Linked DNA regions of Homo sapiens: region 1 is linked to region 2. The links are chromatin contacts, found by Hi-C or POLR2A ChIA-PET in ENCODE. All regions are on one chromosome and are shown on one strand. The core of a region is the stretch at or near the end of the contact, and the rest is flanking DNA. Distances in the headings are between cores, read along the strand shown. Region 1 has its middle 91 kb from the start of MAP3K8. Region 2 has its middle 15 kb from the start of MAP3K8.

Region 1 (5,372 bases), core at 1,655-4,154, 110 kb after region 2:
TTAGTGATTCTAGTTTCACCCTGACCTTGTGATCTCGCCCTGACCTCCTGCCTTGTGATCTTTTGTTGCTCTGAAAGCATGTGATCTCTGTGACCCACATCCTATTCGTACACTCCCTCCCCTTTTGAAAATCACTAATAAAAACTTGCTGGTTTTGCAGCTTGTGGGGCATCACAGAACCTGCCAACATGTGATGTCTCCCCTGGACACCCAGCTTTAAAATTTCTCTCTTTTGTACTCTTTCCCTTTATTTCTCAGACTGGCCGACACTTAGGGAAAATAGAAAAGAACCTATGTGAAATATCGAGGGTGAATTTTTTTTTTTTTTGAGACAAAGTCTCACTCTGTCGCCCAGGCTGGGGTTCAGTGGCATGATCTCAGCTCACCACAACCTCCGCCTCCCAGGTTCAAGTGATTCTCCTGCCTCAGCCTCCTGAGTAGCTGGAATTACAGGCGCGCACCACCACCCCCAGATAATTTTTGTATTTTTAGTAGACACGGGGTTTCACCATGTCGTTCAGGCTGGTCTTGAACTCCTGATCTCAGATGATACACCCACCTCAGCCTCCCAAAGTGGTGGGAGTACAGGCATGAGCCACCGTGCCCGGCCACATGTGACTTTATAGTTCCTCCCAAGAAGCAGTGTATCCTTCTCTGCCCCCTAGTCCAACCCAGCCTAGATTAGCAGAGCCCCAAACCATCTGTGTAAATATGAGTGGTTGTAAATGATTCTTGTCTATAATCGCTGAGTTTTGGTGTCTGTAGTGTATTTCTCAGCAATAGCAAACAAATTTTTCTTTTTTTTCTTTGAGACAGAGTCTTGCTCTGTCGCCCAGGCTGGATTGCGGTAGTACAATCTCAGCTCACTGCTGACCACAGTGAGCTGAGTGCCACCACACCTGGCTAATTTTTGTACTTTTAGTAGAGACTGGGTTTCACCATGTTGGCCAGGCGGGTCTCAAACTCCTGACCTCAGGTGATCCACCTGCCTCGGCCTCCCAAAATGCTGGGATTATAGGTGTGAGCCACTGCGCCCGGCCTGCAATAGCAAAGAAATGTAAGTACAAACATACTTCAAATTTTAAAAGAGTTTCTAAGCTGGGCACAGTGGCTCACACCTGTAATCCCAGAACTTTGGGAGGCCGAGGTGGGTAGATCATGAGGTCAAGAGATTGAGACCATCCTGGCCAAACTGGTGAAACCCCATCTCTAGTAAAAATACAAAAATTAGCTGGGCATGGTGGTACATGCTTGTAGTCCCAGCTGCTCAGGAGTCTGAGGCAGGAGAATTGCTTGAACCTGGAAGGCGGAGGTTGCAGTGAGCCAAGATGGCACCACTGCACTCCAGCCTGGGCGACAGAGCGAGACTCCGTCTCAAAAAAAAAAAAATAAATAAATAAATAAATAAATAAATAAAAAATAAAAACCCCATAAAGAAGCAGTTTCTATAATGCCTATGTACATTTCAAATAATACTAACACTAATATTAATACAAATGCTAATAAAAGAATATAAATATTTTAACCCAACTTAAGTAATAAACATTACCAAATACCTTTTCCCATTCTTTTCCCAGAGCTAATTATGATCCTGATTTTGTTAATTACCTCTTTGCCTTTCATTAATTACTTCTTTGCCTTTCTTTATAATTTTGCCAATTTTTACTTATCTCTAAGTAATAAATACATTACTGAATATTGCTTATTTTTAAGCTTTATTGTACTATGTAAACTTGGTTTGGCACAAAATTATGTTTTTGAGATTTAACCACATTGATTGAGATACTCCCTTCCCCCCGCCATTTTTTCCTTACCTTATTGGTTGCAATTGATTATTAATATTTCACATGAATATTTTACCTAATCCAAAGTTAACTAATAAACTTTATTCTGCTCCCAAATCAAAGAACCTCAGAATGCTTTAACATCAATCTCTCCACTCACAGTTAACATACCATTGTTGTCCAGTAATGTTCAACTTCACACATATAATGTTCAACACAATATATGTTAACCATTATATTGGTTAACATAATCAGTGAATTTATATTTTCCCACATTTAGGCCAGGCATGGTGGCTCATGCCTGTAATCCCAGCACTTTGGGAGGCCGAGGTGGGTGGATCACCTGAGTTCAGGAGTTCAAGACCAGCCTGGCCAACATGGTGAAACCCCGTCTTTACTAAAAATACAAAAATAAGCTGGGCATGGTGGAGGGCACCTGTAATCCCAGCTACTCAGGAGGCTGAGGCAGGAGAATCACTTGAACCTGGGAGATGGAGATTGCAGTGAACCGAGATCACATCACTGCACTCCAGCCTGGGTAACAGATTAAGACTCAGTTTAAAAAAAAAAAAATAGCAGGGCACGGTGGCTCACACCTGTAATCCCAACACTTTGGGAGGCCAAGGTGGGTGGATCACCCGAGGTCAGGAGTTCGAGACCAGCCTGGCCAACATGGTGAAACCCCATCTCTACTAAAAAAAAAAAAAAAAAAAAATTAGCCGGGCGCGTTGGCAGGCGCCTGTAATCCCAGCTACTCAGGAGGCTGAGACAGGAGAATCACTTGTACCCTGGAGGCGGAGGTTGCAGTGAGCCGAGACTGCGCCATTGCACTCCAACCTGGGCAAGAAGAGCAAAACTCCATCTCAAAAGAAAAAATGTTCCCACATTTTATTTATTCACCAATCTTTCTTGTATCTCAGACTTCTCTGTGATCATTTCCTTTTATTGGGAATTGTATATTTTAGAGTTTTTGAGAGTCTGTTAATGGTAATTATTCTCAGTATTGCTTTTTCAAAAACAATCTTTCAAAAACATCTTCAAGATGTCACAATTTTACTTTTTTCTTTTAAGAATTGCCTTGTTTGGGCAGGCAGTTTCCTGTCAATACTCACTTTCTCACGGCACTAATATTGAAGATAATAATCTACAGTTTCCTGACTTTCACTTTTGCTGCTGAGTAATTAGCTGTTCATTTTATTTTCACTCCTTTGTAGATCATATGTCTTTTCTCTCTGGCTGTTTCTTTCCAGATGCTTCTTTTTTTTTTTGAGACAGAGTTTCATTCTTCTCACCCAGGCTGGAGTGCAGTGGTGCAATCTCAGCTCAAGGCAACCTCTGCCTTCTGGGTTCAAGAGATTCTCCTGCCTCAGCCTCCTGAGTAGCTGGGATTACAGGCGCCCGCCACCATGCCCGGCTAATTTTTGTATTTTTAGTAGAGACAGGGTTTCACCATGTTGGCCAGGCTGGTCTCAAACTCCCGACCTCAGATGATTCATCACCCTCAGCTTCCCAAAGTGCTGGGCTTACAGGCATGAGCCACAGTGCCTGGCCCCCGGATGCATTTAACAATTATTCTGCTTGGGATCTGTGGGAGTTGCTGAATGTATTACATCAATGATCTCTGTCCACCTCCCTGGTTCAAGGTTTTCTCCTGCCTCAGCCTCCCAAGTAGCTGGGACTACAGGTGCATGTCACCCCATCTGGCTAATTTTTGTATTTTTAGTAGAGACGGGGTTTCACCATGTTGGTCAGACTGGTCTCAAACTCCCATCCTTAAGTGATCAACCCCCCTCAGCCTCCCAAAGTGTTGGGATTATAGGTATAGGCCACCGCACCCTGCTTTCTTTGTTTTGATACAGGGTCTTGCTCTGTCACTCAGGCTGGAGGGCAGTGGCACAATCTCAGCTTCCTGCAGCCTCAACCTCTTGGCTCAAGCGATTCTCCTATCTCAGCCTCTTGAGTAGCTGGGACCACAGGCATGTGCCACCACACCTGGCTCGTTTTTGTATTTTTTGTTGAGATAGGGTTTCACTATGTTGCCCAGGCTAGACTTGAACTCCTGACTCAAAAAATCCTCCCACGTCCCAATGTGCTGGGATTATAAGCATGAGCCATCACACCTGGCCGTATCAATTCTCAAAATTCTGAGTCCTACCCTTGCTAATATTGCCTCTCACACACATTCTCTGCTACTGCTTTCCTGACTCAATGCATGCTGGGCCTTCTCTGCTATGTGTCTTAACCTCTTTATTACTTTCATTTTTTATTTTTATTTTTGGCACTGTAGGGTACATTTTGAGTAATTTATTCAAAAGTATCCTCCATCCCACTAATTTGGTCTTTAATTGTATCTAATCTGGTGTTTGCGTTTCGATTTTTAATTGTAGTCATTATCTTTTTATATGTTAGTTGTGTTAGTTGAAGTTTGGATTTAGTTCTATTGTTTTTTCTTTCTGTGCATTCTTCCTCATGATTTTTTTTTTTTTTTTTGAGACAAAAGTCTCGCTCTGTCAGCAGGCTGGAGTGCTGTGGTGTGATCTTACCTCACTGCAACCTCTGTCTCCCGGGTTCAAGTGATTCTCCTGCCTCAGCCTCCTGAGTACCTGGGACAACAGGAGCGTGCCACCAGACCCAGCTAATTTTTGTATTTTTAGTAGAGATGGGGTTTCACCATGTTGGCCAGGATGGTCTCGATCTCTTGATCTCATGATCTACCCGCCTTGGCCTCCCAAAGTGCTGGGATTACAGGTGTGAGCCACTGTGCCCAGCTGAGCTCATAGTATTTAGAACTCTACTCTGGGGATTATTTAATACTTAAGGCTTAGTTGGTTTGAGTGTACATTTTTCCAGAAAGTATTTGTGTTTGTGTCTGCTTGGCACTGCAGACATTATCAGCCAGATCCCTGTTGTCTCCTCTTGTGGCTTTCCAGGCTACGCAGACCCCATCAACATGAAGATTGTCCATGAATGCCCAGGGAGAACTGAAAGACATGACCCCAGAGCCAAAGCAGAAATAGAACCTGTCTCTTTGCCCTCTGCTTCAGTGAGGTCAATTTTTTTTTTTTTTTTTTTTATTGAGACAAAGTTTTACTCTGTTGCCTAGGCTGAAGTGCTGTGGGGCGATCTCAGCTCACTGCAACTTCCGCCTCCTGGGTTCAAACAATTCTCCTGCCTCAGCCTCCCCAGTAGCCGGGACTAGAGGCGCCCACCACCACTTCTGGCTAATTTTTACATTTTTAGCAGAGACAGGGTTTCAAGGGTGAGCCACCACACCCAGCCAGTGAGGTAGAATTTTTCTCACTTCACCGTTTCCTGGGTCTGGGCGCTGTGTGTGTGTGTGTGTGTGTGTTTGGGATGAGGAGTGTTCATTGATTTGACTTCTGTTCAAATGGAGCTCAAAGCTTATCTCCCGTGTCCATAAACAAGGCTGTTCAAACAGGTTAGGCCACCTGGGGTCGGAAGGTATTTTAAAGTATTTTAGGCATGTTCAAGACATTATACGGGGCCCCTGACAGCCATCAGATATGCAGAAACTTATGTACAAACACATCAAGTGAGACTTCACTGGATAAAAAGATTTCCAAAGCC
Region 2 (5,241 bases), core at 897-3,396:
ATGAAAAACATCTCATCAAATCCAGTTATTGCTGGAGTTAAGCACTTTTCTCCATGCAGACCAAGTGGATGCTTTTTTTCTATGCTTGCTTCCATATTAATTTTTGACTTAGATTTCAGAGACTTTTATTAATTTACTTACATGTGATTTTCAACTGTGATCCCCTCTTTAGTAATGAGTTCTATGAACTTAGACCCCAATAATTCCATGAATTCAGATGCACAGTCACTCATACAAGTACAGCATTACTCATTTCTATTATTTTGTTTGTTTGTTTGTTTGAGATGGGGTCTGACTCTGTTGCCCAGGCTGGAGTGCAGTGCAGTCTGGAGCTCCCAGGCTTAAGTGATCCATCCCCTCATCTCGGCCTCAAGAGTAGTTGGCACTACAGGTGGATGCCACCATGCCCAGCTAATTTTATTTATTTATTTATTTATTTGTAGATACAGCGTCTCCCTATGTTGCCCAGGCTGGTCTTGAACTCCTGGGCTCAAGCAATCCTCCCCACTTGGCCTCTCAAAGTGCTAGGACTACAGGAGTGAGCCACCGCGCCTGGCCCACTATTCCTGCCACATTTAGTACTAACTCATGTCTTCTTTTCTTCAGAATAAGAAAGGAAGAAAAGTGTCCTTGGAAGAGACAAGAGACAAGAGAGATTGCTGTCCCGTGTTTCTTTCCTCTGCAGGCTGTTGTATCCTGTCAGAGCCATCTGTCACTGGATCTCTTAGGAAATGCTACTGCTGCCAGACTGTCTTGTGGGCAGAAGTGCCTGTACCTGCCAGTGGTTGCAAGGCAGAGGAAACAGCCTCTAGTTGGATGGGGACCAGCATCTGGGAAATACTCTGACTCCACTCCTGGGGATAGAACCCATGTTTTCTTCCTGGGTCAAGCCACTTCTCGTTGGTCTATGGCAATCCAGCTGGGTTAGGAAAAGAAAAGCCCGCCTGGGCAGCCACATAGCTAAAGGCTCAGGACATTAAACACTAGGCTTGCTCTTCTTTGTCCCAGTGTATTAAAAAACAAACACTCCATGTAGTTCCCTGAGACACAAAAACAGGCCTTTAAACTGACCTTTCTAAAGAAACTGTTAGCTGGGCATGGTGGCTCACACCTGTAATCCCAGCACTTTGGGAGGCCGAGGCAGGCAGATCACTAGAGGTCAGAAGTCCAAGACAAACTTGTCCAACATGGTGAAACCCCATCTCTACTAAAAGAAAAAAAATTAGTGGGGCATGGTGGCAGGCGCTTGTAATCCCAGCTACTCAGGAGGCTGAGGTAGGAGAATCGCTTGAATCCAGGAGGTGCAGGTTGCAGTGAGCCAAGATCACGCCACTGCACTCTAACCTGGGTGACAGAGCTAAACTCTGTCTCAAAAATAAAAAAGAAAGAAGGAAGGAAGGGAGGGAGGGAGGGAAAGAAAGAGGGAAGAAAGAGAAAGGAAGGAAGGAAAAAAGGAAGGAAAGAAAGAAAGAAAGAAGGAAAGAAAGAAAGAGAAAGAAAGAAAGAAAGAAAGAAAGAAAGAAAGAAAGAAAGAAAGAAAGAAAGAAAGAAAGAAAGAAAGAGAGAAAGTAAAAAAGAAAGAAAGAAACTGTTGCCAGGGGAGGTGACTCAGGCCTGTAATCCCGGCACTTTGGGAGGCCAAGGTGGGCAGATCACCTGAGGTCAGCAGTTTGAAATCAGCCTGACCAAAATGGTGAAACCCCGTCTCTACTAAAAGTACAAGAATTAGCCAGGCTGTGGTGGCGCACACTGTAATTCCAGCGACTCAGGAGGCTGAGGCGGGAGAATCGCTTGAACCCTGGAGGTGGAGGTTGCAGTGACCCGGGATTGTGCCACTATACTCCAGCCTGGATGACAGAGGGAGACCCTGTCTCAAAAGAAAAGAAAAGAAAGAAAAAAAGAACCTGTTAAGATCTCCTAAAGCCTCTGCAAACTATGTCAAACATTCAATAGTTCCTTAGTTGGGTATTTTCTTAAAATTTTCCTGTTTCTTATCAATGTTAGATATTTTTCCAAGAACTCAAGGGAGATTTGCAGTGGGATAATCCAGTTCACATGGTAAAAATGAAACCACTACCACATAGCTTGTGATGCAATAAAGTAAGTGAAATAAAAGAGGCACAAAAGGAAACCGGAAGTTTCCATATCTTAAAAAGAAAAGCCACAGTGATAAGGCTTCAACCTGCTGAGTCGGTTACCCAGGTTTCTCCAGGCACTGGAGAAACCTCCATGCGGGGTTTCTGTTACTAACAGAGCCCTATTGAGTTGAAAGAAAAACCCATCCACCACCAAGCGCTACTCTATTTCTCTGGCATCAAGAAGGTTAACTTTTTTCACTCTATTTATGCCTTTTTTTTTTTCCTATAATCAAGGAAAGTAAAGCTCAAAGGGATTAAATAGCTTTTCTAAATCAACAGCTAGTATCAGGCCAAAAAAGAAAAAAATTGGCATCTGGATGTTATATAACACTAAAGCCCATATTTTTTTCTTTTACCTCAGACTTTCCACCAGGGACTAAAACAGGTTCAAATACTGTGTAATTGATTGTATTTGATTATGGTGTATTTATGGGGACTATGTAAAGCAACATTTCTTTATAATATTATTTTCTTTTCTTTTTTTTTTTGAGACCGAGTCTTGCTCTGTTGCCCAGGCTAGAATGCAGTGGCAAGATCTGTCCATATCAATTAATAACAAAATTGAAACACGGACTTAAGTGACAAATGTTTATTCATCCACAGTGACTTTTGACTTATACCAGGCTGCTATAATCTAGAACATTATGTTTATGTGAGCGTCACAGTCTCAGAAATATTCTCCCTGACCTAAGTAAGTTCTAGTCCCAAAGTATCTCTCCCCATCCCATTCACTTCCTTCACCTTGTTCATTTCCTCTTGAAACGTGTCATAAATTGTGCACTTATGTGTATTTATTTATTTGTTCAGTGTCTCTCTCTCCCTGACAAAACTCTAGACTCCATGAAGGCCATTGAGTTTTGTGCACTGCTGCTCCCCAGCACCTAAAACTGTGACTGGCATATACTACACACTCAAATATTTGTTGCATGAACGGATAAAGGAGCAGAATTGTCTTTTAAACGATATAGTGGTTATTCTTTTCTTCTCACTTGCAAAGCTGATTTTAGAAGCAGGTGCCAGAGATAAAGGTTACAAAATCTTAATATCTGTGCTTTACAAAATCAGAACGATGTTCACTAAAATGTTGACAGCAATTATTGTTGATCTGAGTGTTGGGATTGGTGGGTAAATTTCATTATCCCTATTTTCTAGCAAGTCTTTAGTAAACAGGAATTGTTTTGAAATCAGATTTAAGCTTTTAAAAAGTATAAACTCTTGGTATGCTCTCTAATTTGCTGTTCTTCTGAGAGCAGTTAGAGCTATAATCTGTGCATCAGGATGGGGAGCATCTGAAGTTTCCCCAAATGTAACTAACTAGAGCCAAGAAGGTACATCTCAATATTCCAGTATCTCCTTCTGCCAGGAGGTCTCTGCACCCAGACTATGCTCTGTGAATCTTGGATCTGAGGGATAAAACTGGGGGACCCAACTGGGCAGCAGTTGACTTAGCTAGAACCACTCATGGTGGTGGGTTTCAGGCAAACAAGGATGTGGGAGGCAACTTGGTGTCAACTGAGGGCTGCATGCATAAGTGAGGGGGACTGGCCAGTGGCTTCATGGTTGACAGCAGCCCATGAGTAATGTGGGCTGTACCTCCAATACCTATAGCAATCCCTGGGGCCCACTGATGTGCGTAAGTGTCTCTTGAATGAGTGGGTGACTTAGCACCTGCGAAGTCCAAGAATATAGTAACCTAATGGCTATATAATTTTGAAGGCAATATATTTGAGTTAGAATTTTGGCCATGTGTATTATCTGAGTGATCTTGGACAAGTTACTAATCTCCAAATTTCAGATCCCTCAAATACAAAACAAGCCTTGTAACAGCAACTTTCAGGGTCACTGCATCAGGGATATTAACTGAGTAAATGAAAGTATGTTTTTCAAAAACATTTTAGTACAGTATAAATACATGCAATACATGATTTCACTTTTCTCCTATGGTTAGAGCTGTAGGTTAAGAGGTTTTGATATTATGAAAAGTAAAATGAAAACAAGATAGCTTTTCTTTTTTCCATTATATAATAAAGAAACCAAAGCTCTACGAGTTTAAGTGACTTGCCCAAGGTCACATGGACAGAAAATGGGGAAGCAGAGATTTGAATTTAAAAAGTGTTCTTTTCACTTGGTTAGTATTTCCAAGGAACAGTCCCTTCTTGCTTTCTGAAGTTCAGATTTCAGGGGCCCAAGCCTACCTCTACTGAATGAGAATTTCCTAGGTGATACTTATAAGGCAAATGAGAATCACTGGTCCTAAAACCAAGCCATCATCAGCATGGAGTTAAGATTCTGAGTGAATGTGCCCCCCTGTGACAGGCTGGCCATGCCCATAAGGGACTATCCTAAGGCGACAGCCTGCCCCTCAAGACAGGTGACGGATAATCTCCTCTTCCCTCGATTATGTTGTTGGAATAAGGATGGAGCTACAGTAACAACTAATGAATTGAGGCCACAGTCACCATTTATTGCCTGTGATTTTGCTACACAGATAGAAGTAAGATAGGCAGATATGCTATTAAACATTAGAAAAGGGCCAGGGGGCTGGGCACGGTGGTTCACGCCTGTAATCCCAGCACTTCTGGAGGCCAAGGCGGATGGATCACCTGAGGTCAGGAATTGGAGACCAGCCTGGCCAACATGGTGAAACTCCATCTCTACTAAAAATACAAAAATTAACCGGGCATGGTGGCTCATGCCTGTAATCCCAACACTTTGGGAGGCCAAGGTGGGTGGATCATGAGGTCAGGAGTTTGAGACCAGCCTGGCCAACATGGTGAAACCTCATCTCTACTAAAACAAAAAATACAAAAATTAGTCGGGCATGGCGGCGGGTGTCTGTAATCCCAGCTACTTGGGAGGCTGAGGCAGGAGAACTGCTTGAACCCAGGAGGCGGAGGTTGCAGTGAGCCGAGATCGTGCCACTGTACTCCAGCCTGGGTGATAGAGCAAGACTCCGTCTCAAAAAAATAAATAAATAAAAAATAAAAATAAATAAATAAATATACAAAAATTAGCTGGATGTGGTGGCAGACACCTGTAATCCCAGCTACTTGGGAGGCTAAGGCAGGAGAATTGCTTGAACCCAGAAGGCAGAGGTTGCCGT

Evidence for each region. Hi-C counts contacts between places; a loop is a spot of excess contacts on that map. ChIA-PET counts read pairs that join two places held with the same protein, here RNA polymerase II (POLR2A). Pooled maps may share reads with other maps.
Region 1: a loop to region 2 is called in a map of ovary, with 4 times the contacts of the local background. The contact joins two enhancer-like sites. A Hi-C loop is called at or near these places in 118 of 168 maps with a recorded cell type or tissue (A673, B cell, CD14-positive monocyte and 66 more), 37 of 37 single-sample maps with no recorded cell type and 50 of 50 pooled maps. POLR2A ChIA-PET finds 5 or more read pairs at or near these places in 24 of 52 experiments (AG04449, CD4-positive, alpha-beta T cell, CD4-positive, alpha-beta memory T cell and 19 more).

The regions. Positions count from the first base shown.
Region 1 is chr10:30,522,892-30,528,263 of GRCh38, forward strand. No RefSeq gene overlaps it. Among named protein-coding and RNA genes, the nearest start is that of MAP3K8, 91 kb to the left of the region's middle. Within about 2 kb of position 2,905, at least 3 of the 41 ENCODE cell types and tissues checked have a DNase peak (open chromatin) inside an H3K27ac peak, as active enhancers do; they include CD14-positive monocyte, CD8-positive, alpha-beta T cell and natural killer cell, where a contact is called at or near this core.
Region 2 is chr10:30,416,750-30,421,990 of GRCh38, forward strand. No RefSeq gene overlaps it. Among named protein-coding and RNA genes, the nearest start is that of MAP3K8, 15 kb to the right of the region's middle. RefSeq lists enhancers at 1,850-1,969, 2,010-2,079. Within about 2 kb of position 2,147, at least 9 of the 41 ENCODE cell types and tissues checked have a DNase peak (open chromatin) inside an H3K27ac peak, as active enhancers do; they include CD14-positive monocyte, CD8-positive, alpha-beta T cell and natural killer cell, where a contact is called at or near this core.